Linked DNA regions of Homo sapiens: region 1 is linked to region 2. A link is a loop called in an ENCODE intact Hi-C map of the cell type or tissue named here. Cell type or tissue: PC-9. All regions are shown on one strand. Each heading gives the region's core, and the rest is flanking DNA. Links, peaks and the distances in the headings are about the cores only. Region 1 has its middle 49 kb from the start of PFDN4. Region 2 has its middle 50 kb from the start of CYP24A1.

Region 1 (5,388 bases), core at 278-5,277, 130 kb before region 2:
TTATATATTTCATTATATTTTATAAACATTATTTATAAGCATATATAGCTCTACACACTATATGTGTGTGTTTGTGTATATATCTCTAGTTTTTATAATATATGTATACATTACATGCATGATAACAATATCATAAAAGTCAGGTGGGGAGAAATAGAAGTAGACTATTGTAAAGATCTCACACTACATGTAAAGTATACTTCATCACCTGAAAGTACACTGTGATAAGTGAAAAATGTGAATTGTAAACTCTAAAATGACCACTAAAATAACAAAAAATATCATGGTCAATGAAACAATAAAGAAGACAAGTGAAAGTATATAAAATATACAATTAATCCAAAAGAAGGCAGGGAAAAAGCAAAAGGGAACAAGGAATAGATGGTACAATGGAAAGCAAATAGCAAGATAATAGATTTAACTTAATCACATCAATAATCACATTAAATGCAATCAGTCTAAATAGTCCAATTAAAAAGCAGATTGTTACATTAGATTTAAAAGTCAACACTCAAATATATGCCCCCTACAAGAAATGTACTTTAAACATAATGACACAAATACATTAAAAAGGATAGAAAAAAACATACCATGCTAACACAAGTGAAAAGAAAGTTGAAATAGCTAAATCAGAGTAAAGAATACTACTAAGAATAAAGAAGATCATTTCATTATGATAAAAGGGCCAGTTCATCTAAAGGACATAACAATTCTAAATATTTGTATACCCAATATCAGAGCTTCAAAATACATGAAGTAATAACTGATAAAAATTATCAGAAAATTGAAATCTACAATTAGTCAAAGATATCAATATCCTTCTCAATGATTGCTAGAACAAGTATATAGAAAATCAGTGAGAATACAGAAGATTTGAAGACAATCAACCAACTTGATCTAACTGATGTTTTTTTTAAAACACTGCATCCAACAACAACAGAGTACACATTGAAAACTTACCATGGTAGACATATTCTGAGCTACAAAACAAGGCTCAACAAATTTAAAAGGGTTTCATTCATACAAAACATTCTTTTCTGATCATAATGGAATTAAATTAGAAATCAAAATGATTTCTGGAAAATTCACAAATATTTGAAAATTTAATAACACCAAAGGAAAAAAAATCAAAATGGAAAGTAATATTTTGAACTGAATGAAAATGAAAACACAACAAAATGCATTTGTGGGATTTTGCTAAACCAATATTTAGAGGAAAATTTATAGTATTAAATGCCTATATATGTAAAGAAGAAAGGTCTATCTAAATCCATGATCATGACATGAATAGCTTTCAACATAATTATGCTAAATGAAATAAGCCTGGCAAAAATCATTACATACTATGAGTCATTTTATAAAATTTTATAAAATCCTGGAAAATGCAAAATGCTCTTTGGTGACAGAAAGCAGATCAGTGTTTCCTGGGACCTGTAAGAGGGTGAGAAGGGATGATAGGGAGGCGTTACAAAGGTGCATGAGGAAACTTTGGGGAGTGAAAAATAATTCCATTTTCTTGATTTTGGTGATTCATTCATAGGTGTATATACATGTAAAAACTTGGCAAATTTTATACTTTGCATATTTGTGTAGGGTTTTTTGTTTTAAAAATATACACTAGAAAAAATAATAAAATAATAATAAATGTTAAAAGTACATACTAGATATGAACCCAGGTTAACATAGGCGGGCCGCTGATATGTGAGGATGGAGGACCCAAGCAACAAAGTAAAATAAAAAGACTAAACTAAAGAAAGGCATGCATGACATGTTAGTATGCATGAATTTACATAAAATTATAAATGCGTAGGTGTTAATGAAGAAAAACATGTACTCATCTATTTTGTTTTGAAAGGGTCCAAATACACTTCTAAGCATCCCATAACCTCCTGAAGGACTGGTAACATAGTGATAAAACTGGCATAGCTTATGGAGTCCCTTTTATGGAGCAGACACTATGCTATATGCTTTGCATATGTATCCCCCCATTTTATTTCTACAGCAACTTTATGAGGTAGGTATGAATATTATCCCTATTTTCCAAGCGAAGGCATCTGCTAACCAGCCTAGATTTTTCTCAGTCACCGGCTTCCTACTTCATTCTACCACCTGTTCAATGCTTTCAGAGAACTATCTATGTTTATGAACGCTAATCCCTAAAGGATTGTATATGTGCCAGAATACAAAATTACCAACCATCCCACCCTCAAAGCAAAACTTTATTCTTAATGAAAAGATTTTAAAAGTAAGTAAAAAAGCATTTGGGCCAAATGGTATATATAAACTGTACAATTGAATGGTTCACTATGTTCATTTCTTATGTTAGCTATACATCCATTTAAAATCATACATAGAGAATAAAGTCAATTTGAAATATGATTCACTCTCTTACTGCATAAAATAACTATATTCAAGCTTCTCACATCAGAACCACATTTTGAGTGAACTGATACCCTGCCACTCAAATTGTCATCCCGAGACAATTCCCCAGGAGCTTATTAGAAAGGCAGCATCTCAGGCCCCAACCCAGATCCACCAAATCAAAACCTGCATCGTTACAAGATCCCCTGATGATTCCTGTGCACATTCATGTTTGAGAAGCACTGATTGAACACAGTGATTCACAGCAGATTGTTTTCATTTTTATTTAAATGAATGATGTTCCTCCAGGTAAGATCCTGCATCAAGTAGCCAATCATGTAACATTAGTAAAATTCTTTTTCCTTTATCTTGCAGGTAGATACTCCTGACCATCACAGAGATGCTTACAGCATCCACAAATTGCAATTGTGAACTCCTGCTGAGAATGACCAGGTCTGGGTTCAACGTCTTTGCCTCCTTTTCTACACATTGCATAAGGTTCCCCTCCAACACATCTCCCATTAGCATGGATTGCAAAAGCTTCAGGCAGCAGTGAGTCAACCATAGCTGCACCTGGGGAACAGAGAAAAAAAAATACCACTGCCCTGACCCCATTCCAAAAGGACTGAATCAGACTCTCTAATCAGGGGCTTGGCTAATAACCATAGTTAAGGGAAATAAAGTAATTCTGGTGCAACTTGACTTGAGAATCAGTTGTACTTCCATCTGGCTGCATAGTAGAATCATGTGGGGAACACGCCAATATCTAGGCCATACCCAAAAACAAAGCTATCAGATTCTCTGGGACTGAGGCTTCTGCAGTCATCATTTATAAATAAAACAAAAATCTTCAGATGATTCTAATCTGCAGCTAAAGTAAGCAACAAAGAGCTGTTCGTTGTGCAAAAAATAAAAATAAAATTAGAAAATATGTTTTCTGGAATATGAGAAACTTTGGAAAGACTTGGAAGTAAGAGGACTCCCTGAGGTGAGGGAAACACAAAAATTTGCCTGCTAGTTAGATATTTATGATAGATCACTGTATGTATCCAGAAAAATGTCTGGAATCAAAGTCAATCTTATGAACTCTCTCAGGGGAACCAAGGAAGTTTGGAGACTTTTTAATTTCTACCCTCCTTTTCTGTTGACAGTTGTAACCACAAGCATGATTGTCCTTTAATCATAAAAGGAAAAGAAAAGAAAGAAAGGTCACCTTGAGCCAGTGGGATGTGCTGGGTTTCCCTCCACCTGCCTGTCACCCGCAGCTTAATCTTCTTTGCCAACTCCAGAGCCTTGGCTGTTCCCACTAACAGCACCATGATTCTTATAATTCTTCCACCTCCTCCTCTCCTGCCTCTTAAAGCCCTGGCAATTAACCTCATGTCTCCATCCCTTAATTCCCATACAGATGTTGGCAATTGTCATATCTCCGGTGGAGCCCTGCAGTGTGGCCTCCAAGGTTCAGTCTTTCCACAAATAGTCTCTTATCAGCATATCAAGGTTGATCTGTTGAAATCTGGATCATCGTGCACCAGTGATGAATATTTCTAAGCATAATTCTTTTTCTGTTTTTATTAGAGACAGATCCTGTATTCATTTTCACTTAGCTTTTTGTCTGCGTTGTTGGCAGCCATTTTTTTTTTCACTTGGGAAATGATGCCAGTGGCAGAGGTTCCAAAGAGCACAACCTTCAGAGCACTCATTTCGTCCATACTTTGTGCATTTGCCCATTCATTCATTCGTTCATTTATACACCTTCATGGAGCATGTTCTCCAAGGCTGGCATTAGCTAAGTGCTTAGGCCACAAAGCTTAAAGACGCAATCTCTACCCTCAAACAGCTTACCAACTAGTGAAAAATTCAGACAACCAAATCCACAATTATACTAAAGGATGATTTACAATGAGAGAAGAAAATAGAAGCTAAGTGCCATCAATTACAGGCTGTGTGACCCTAGGAAATCTACTTAGCCTCTCCGTGCCTCAGGTTCCTTGCCAAGAAAATAGAACCATTAGAAGCAGATGCCATGAGGGTTGTAATGAGTACTAAATGAGTTATTATTTGTAAAGTGCTGTTAACTGTGTTTGGTACATGTGTTTGCTCAAGAAAGTAGATACAAAGCTGCCATAAACAGAATACAGAATAAAAATAAATCTGCATACATATTGTCAGTTAACTTTTGATAATGGTGCAAAGGTAATTTAATGAATAATGATTATGTTATTGAGCAGTCAATTCATACCTGGCGTGCAGAGAAGCCCCTATTATGGCACCAGCTTTTGAGACAAGAAAAAGCTTCACTGCAAGTTGACTGGCAAGGAGGTAGAGGCAACGCTGAAATTTGTCTCCCTGATCTGGAGGTGGGTCAAGCTCTATGACGTTCCTAACTAGTCCCAGGTGCTGCCAATGCAGCCAGCCTGCCTGGCTGGTGATACTAAGAGGTTAAAGCTGTTTTTCATTGGCATGTCTGGGCTATATGACTTGCAATTTTGGCCCTGTGCTATCCAAAACAACTTAAGCAATGGTTACTCGGTTTGAGCGGGCCCTGCAACTTACAATTGTCTTTTTAACAAATTCTGTTGGAACAGTCGGTCATCATATACAAAAATAAGAGACCTTGACTTATACCTCAAACTATGCACAAAACTCAACATGAATCATAGCTCTAAATGTAAAATCTAAAAAAAAACAAAACTGCTAAAAGGGAACTTAGGAGAAAAAAAATCTTTATGACCTGGTACTAGACAATTATTTCTTATGTAAAACACAAAAAGTACAAATTATAAAAGAAAAAATTGATAACTTGGACTTCATCAAAATTATAGGCTTCTGCTCTTTGAAAGAATGTTAAGAGAATGAAAAGACAAGCCACAGCTAGGAGAAAATATTTGCAAATTACAAATCTAATAATGGGCTTGTATCTAAAATATATCGAGAACTCTCAAAACTCACAGAAAACAGCCAAATTAAAACGTGAGCAAAAGATTTCAATAAGCGCATAACCACTGAAGATATATGGATGGCAAA
Region 2 (5,388 bases), core at 303-5,302:
TGAACCCAAGAGGCGGAGGTTGTGGTGAGCCGAGATGGTGCCACTGCACTCCAGCCTGGGCAACAACAGCAAAACTCCATCTCAAAAAAATAATAATAATAAAATTAAATTAAATTAAATTAAAATTAAAATGAAATAAAACGTGACTTGTTTCCTCAAACTAAAGATGTGCAGATCACAGATTGTTAAATCTTAGCTTGACACATCTTACCAGCAATTTTTAAAAATTATACACACACACACACACACACACACACTCCTTTTCCTTGATCCAAATGTCCGCACTATTTATTAAGAAGAAAATAAAATTATTATAAATATATATATACATTCTAACTCCAAAAGCATGAAGAGTGTAATGCATGACAAATAATTAGAATCATCAAGTCCACATGGATCTCAACAGGATTATATGTTCAGAAAACTCGTAAATGCATGTGAAGGAAGTGTAATCATCCACTGAAGTAGGTACTTTCATTATCCCCCTTTTACAGATGAGGAAACCAAGACAGAGGCAGAAGTAACCTACCCAAAGATACACAGTAGGTAAGTGGCAGAGCTGGGGCTCAGACCCCAGCAGTCAGGCTCCGAAGCCACACGTGTAATGACTACATTATAATGCTTTACTCCAGACAAGTGGTAAATAAAAGGATTTATTGAGCACCTACTATGTGCCGTGCACTGTGCTTATTGTGGGGAGTGTAATATGGACAGAAAAGCAGACACAGTTCCTGCCTCAGGAGAATGCTGGTCTTCCAACATCACCCAACCAGGAGTCCTACAAGGAGCTGTCAGCGCCTTTAGAGGGGCTTTTGTTCCAATTAGAAATGAAAGTCTGCTCTTTTTCTTTGAGACAAGGTCTTGCTGTGTTGCCCAGGCTGGAGTGCAGCGGCACAATCACAGCTCACTGCAGCCTCGACCTCCTGGGCTCAAGGGAGCCTCCTGCCTCAGCCTCCTAAGGTAGCTGGGACTACAGGTGCACTCCACCATGCCCTGCTAATTTTTAAGTTTTGTGTAGAGATGGGGTCTCACTATGTTGCCCATGCTGGCCTTGAACTCCTGGGCTCAAGCGATCCTCCCACCTCAGCCTCGTCAAGTGCTGGGATTACAGGCAGGAGCTACCATGCTGGCTCTTTGCTTTTTAGGGCTGCTCATACAGAGACCCATGAATGGGATGCCCTCTTTTGAGGATGACATTTTAAAGAGCATCTCATTGGCCCAAATTTGCAAACGATTTGAAGCACATGCTCCTCGCAGTTCATAATTCCCCTTTCGGGATCTCAGGGCACACACAGGACCTCCTCTCCATTTCTCTTGCGGTGCTTAGAAAATGAAAGCTACATTCCTCCCTTCAACAGCCCCAAACAGTACACTATCCACTTAACCAGTTACAGGATGGAACCACCTCAATGTATCAAGTAAATAACCTCAAGTAGATAAACTCTGAAATCCTTTGGAGTGATTAGCCTTAGAAGAACGTCAGGAATAAATTCATTTATTGATGAGGCCATAAAAAGCATACACTCCATTAAAGGTTATTCATTTCTACAATCTTAGGGCTATTTAATTCAGGATCAGAATTTCACAGGGCCTACAAAAATGGTTAAGACCTGGCCTGGCGGGGTGGCTCACGCCTGTAATCCTAGCACTTTGGGAGGCCGAGGTGGGCGGATCACTTGAGGTCAGGAGTTCAAAACCAGCCTGGCCAACACGATGAAACTCCATCTCTAATAAAAATAAAATAAAAAAATTAGCCAAGCGGGCACCTGTAATACTAGCTACTTGGGAGACTGAGGCAGGAGAATCGCTTCAACCCGGGAGACAGAGGCTGCAGTGAGCCGAGATCGTGCCACTGCACTCCAGCCTGGGTGACAGAGCAAGACTCCGTTTCAAAAAAAAAAAATGGTTGAGACCGGAAAACAAAATATTTCTAACATGTGAAAAGGAAATATCAATATCACATATAATAGATGTTTAATAAAGTATCTGCAAAGCAGAAAACTATGTCCATAATCAACTGCATACATATACATATGTGTATATGTATGTGTGTGTGTGTGTGTAAATATGATTTTGTGTGGGATGTGGTTGAAATCAAATCTATTAGAGTATGCAGTAGAACATTCAGATATAAGAACAACATGAGTTTGAAGAAAAGAAATTTGTGAAGAATAGTCAGGAAGTCTAAAACTTAACTGTATGTTGCATTAGGCTTCCGAAGAGCAACCCAAAGCAATTATTTTATCTTTCCTGCTCTTGGAATTTTTAAATGTTTCTTTCAATTACTTGTCTGAAGTGAGTGGCCCATTTTGCAAGGTAGCGTTCCCTTGAATTCATGCCCCGGGTATTTACTGAGTGCCTACACTGTTGAATGACAGTCACATTCCTCGTCAAGGCTTACGTCTAATCAACATCTTCAAAGCCCTGCTTGGTCTGCTCTGGCACCAGGAAGCAGAGACAAAATCAACAGTGTCTCCTTACCTGACTGGCTTTGGCAAGAGGCAACATGACTTTGCATTCCCCAGGGAGGAATGTTGCCCTCGCCCAAGAGCGAATACAGCCGGGTGAACCTGCTCACCTCTCAGCGCCCTCCCTCTGGTCTGAGTGATTCAGAGGGAGACCTGCCACGTTAGTGCTCCTGACTGGGTTTGGTGAGCCTGAGAAACAGGCAGCTTGCCCTTTGATGTGTCTAGACACAGCGATGATTCAGAGATCCCTCTCCAGAGTGCCCGTGAGGAGTGCTGGAAATGTCAGGAGGAAGAAGCCTGCCTTCATGAGGTCCCTGTTGAGCAAAGCAGGCCCCAGGCTGGACATCAATCCTCTCTAGTCACTCCCTCTCTTCCCCTGAAGGAACCAGATGATGAATCACCCACTGGAAAGGTCCACTTCTTTCCTTCCTAATAAACAAAATACAACTTTCAAACCCCATTGAAAAAGGAACCAGGCCTAGTTCCCTCTAACAATACCTGTTTACCTATTGATTTTGCCATGGCTCAGAAAATATGTATGGTGTCCTTAGGAGGACTAAAGTGGTTTTCATATGTAACTCACATCCCCAGGTTCCTTTAGGTGTTTTCTAGAGTAGAGGACCTTAGCCTGGGGAGTAAGGGAGGCAGAGAAGGCCTGAGCATCTCTGAAAGGCCGTCAAAATGTGCATGAACGTTCGTCAGGACAGGGTTTTTAGCTGGGGATTCAAAGGTTAAGAATCTGCTAGCTCTCCAGACTAACTGAGCTCAAAGTCTTGAATTTGTACACAGGGCCAGGCAATGTTCTATACATTCATTTAATCCTCCTAAGCAAGTTACGAATTGACACTGCTATTTCCACATCCCCGTCTTACCAACTCCACATTAAGCTACCAATAACAGTGGCATAACCAGGAATCCGAACCAGGCATGCTGGCTGTAGCATTCATGCACCTAACCACCGTACTGCTTAAATAAAACACAGATAAAGTGACTTACTTATCTACATTTTAGTTGTACCTAGTCTGAGTGAGAAGTTGGGAAGAAAAAGTGACTTCGACCAAGAAGAAATGCAGAATTACCTGGGCTGTTTGTTGATCAATCCACTAGGACATTTGGCAAATTTTCCCGTGCTTACTATCTTGTGTTTTGGAGATGTGTATGCATGTGTGTGTAGGTGCGTGTGTGTGTATATGTGTGTGTATAATTTGTGACCCAAATTTTAATAGGTGAAAAATCAGTTAGATTTCTATCCTCAATTATTTTATTATAATTTAGTTTCCTATTCTAAATAATTTGAAACATGGTAACTATTTTAGTAATTTTGGGGAAGACAATGTCTGTTCAAGGACTTTTTTGATTAGCATTTTAAAGTAAACATGTTTGTTCACTAAATAGGGAAACCCACAGTCTGGGGAACTGACTTTGTCTTAAATGATGGTCTTCACCAGAAACTGAAGTTCATGAGTTTATGAGTCATCTCTGGCTCATTCTTCAAGTTTGCATTAAAAGTCAGGAGAAAAGGCTTATAATCAGGCTGGGTGTTTTGCTGCTGTTTTTCTTGTTGTTTTGCATTAAAGATGCTCAAAATGAATTGAGAAATAAAATCAGCCGTGCATAAATAATGGGCTTAGCCTCCTGGTCAGTGTCATGTGCAGAGGCAGAAATGGTTCCAGTGGCTGACTTAGTTAGGGGAAGGAGTAGTATTTGGGCATTAAAGATTTACCAAATTGTATTTTTGCAATTCTATTTTTGGGGTTCTGCTGAGCAAAAAAAAAAAAAAAAAAAAAAAAAGCCCTGCAGCTCATGAACCTGGACTCTGAACATCCTCTCTTTAGTTTACTATAAAAAGAAAACTCTTTAATAAAAAACAGTGAACAGAACTGGGATGAAAGTTTAAGGTTTTCTTTAGTCAACAGCTTTCCTGTGGTTCCTGAATTTCTGGCTGAACAAGCACAAATTGGTGAATAATGGAGGCAACCAAAGTAAAATATAGGAAACCGAAGTAAAATATTAAAATATTGTCTTTACTGAAGGTCCTTCTTCAGGATAAAGAGTTAAGAAAATGATCACACTAAGCATTCCTTACTTAGGTAAACATTGACAGGAAGTGAGGTGAGAACTACCTTGTCAGAAAATGTGTGGGATGCTGGAAGATTCTTTAATGCAAGTCACAGACTGGCAGGTTCCCAGCCAAATGTGGACCTCACATGGGCTTTTTTGGCTTGCATGATGTGTTTTAAACTTTTGAATTTGTTGACAACTTTTAAAAATTGAGGGAGTGCATTCTCAAAGTTGATATTTTTCTCTTGCCTTCAAAAGTTAGACCTGTTGCCAGTCGGGCGCAGTGGCTCATGCCTGTAATCCCAGCACTTAGGGAGGCCCAGGTGGGTGGATCACCTAAGGTCCGGAGTTTGAGACCAGCCTGGCCAACATGGTGAAACCCCGTCTCTACTAAAAATACAAAAATTAGCTGGGCGTGGTGGTGCGCACCTGTATTCTCAGCTACTTGGGAGGCTGAGGCAGAAGAATTGTTTGAACCTGGTAGATGGAGAGTGCAGTGAGCCAAGATCACACCAGTGTACTCCAGCATGGGCATCAGAGTGAGACTCCATCCCAAAAAAAAAAAAAAAAAGTTAGATCTGTCTATGGTGGGCCCACTTTCTGCTTAGCACAGCTGGCTACAGCTGAGTAACAAAGCCCCCTTGGACGGGCCAGACCCTTGGCTTGTTTGCCTGTTTCCACCATTCCGTAGAACCTCCCACCTGGTCTATCTCACTCATGCAAAGCCCTAGCTTTACCTCATACACATTTGGAATTTTCATATGTGCCATGGCTATGGACCAGTCATTTCTTCACTGCAGTTCTTATTTTATTTACTTTAAAAAAAAATGTTTTAACTTGAAAACTAAAGGTCTCTTTA

The links. Hi-C counts contacts between places; a loop is a spot of excess contacts. Peaks named below come from ENCODE experiments on the same cell type or tissue, not always from the same donor. Only the 100,000 strongest peaks of a DNase experiment are listed, where the experiment ranks them.
Region 1: a loop joins it to region 2, with 7 times the contacts of the local background. A loop is called at or near these places in 1 of 110 quality-filtered maps.

The regions. Positions count from the first base shown.
Region 1 is chr20:54,254,838-54,260,225 of GRCh38, reverse strand. No RefSeq gene overlaps it. Among named protein-coding and RNA genes, the nearest start is that of PFDN4, 49 kb to the right of the region's middle. In PC-9, for the core only: no CTCF peak of the experiment used is centred there; a DNase peak (open chromatin) is centred at 2,955; H3K27ac peaks cover 2,580 bases.
Region 2 is chr20:54,121,011-54,126,398 of GRCh38, reverse strand. No RefSeq gene overlaps it. Among named protein-coding and RNA genes, the nearest start is that of CYP24A1, 50 kb to the left of the region's middle. RefSeq lists an enhancer at 2,040-2,845. In PC-9, for the core only: no CTCF peak of the experiment used is centred there; DNase peaks (open chromatin) are centred at 2,608, 3,968 and 4,588; H3K4me3 peaks cover 1,010 bases; H3K27ac peaks cover 4,845 bases.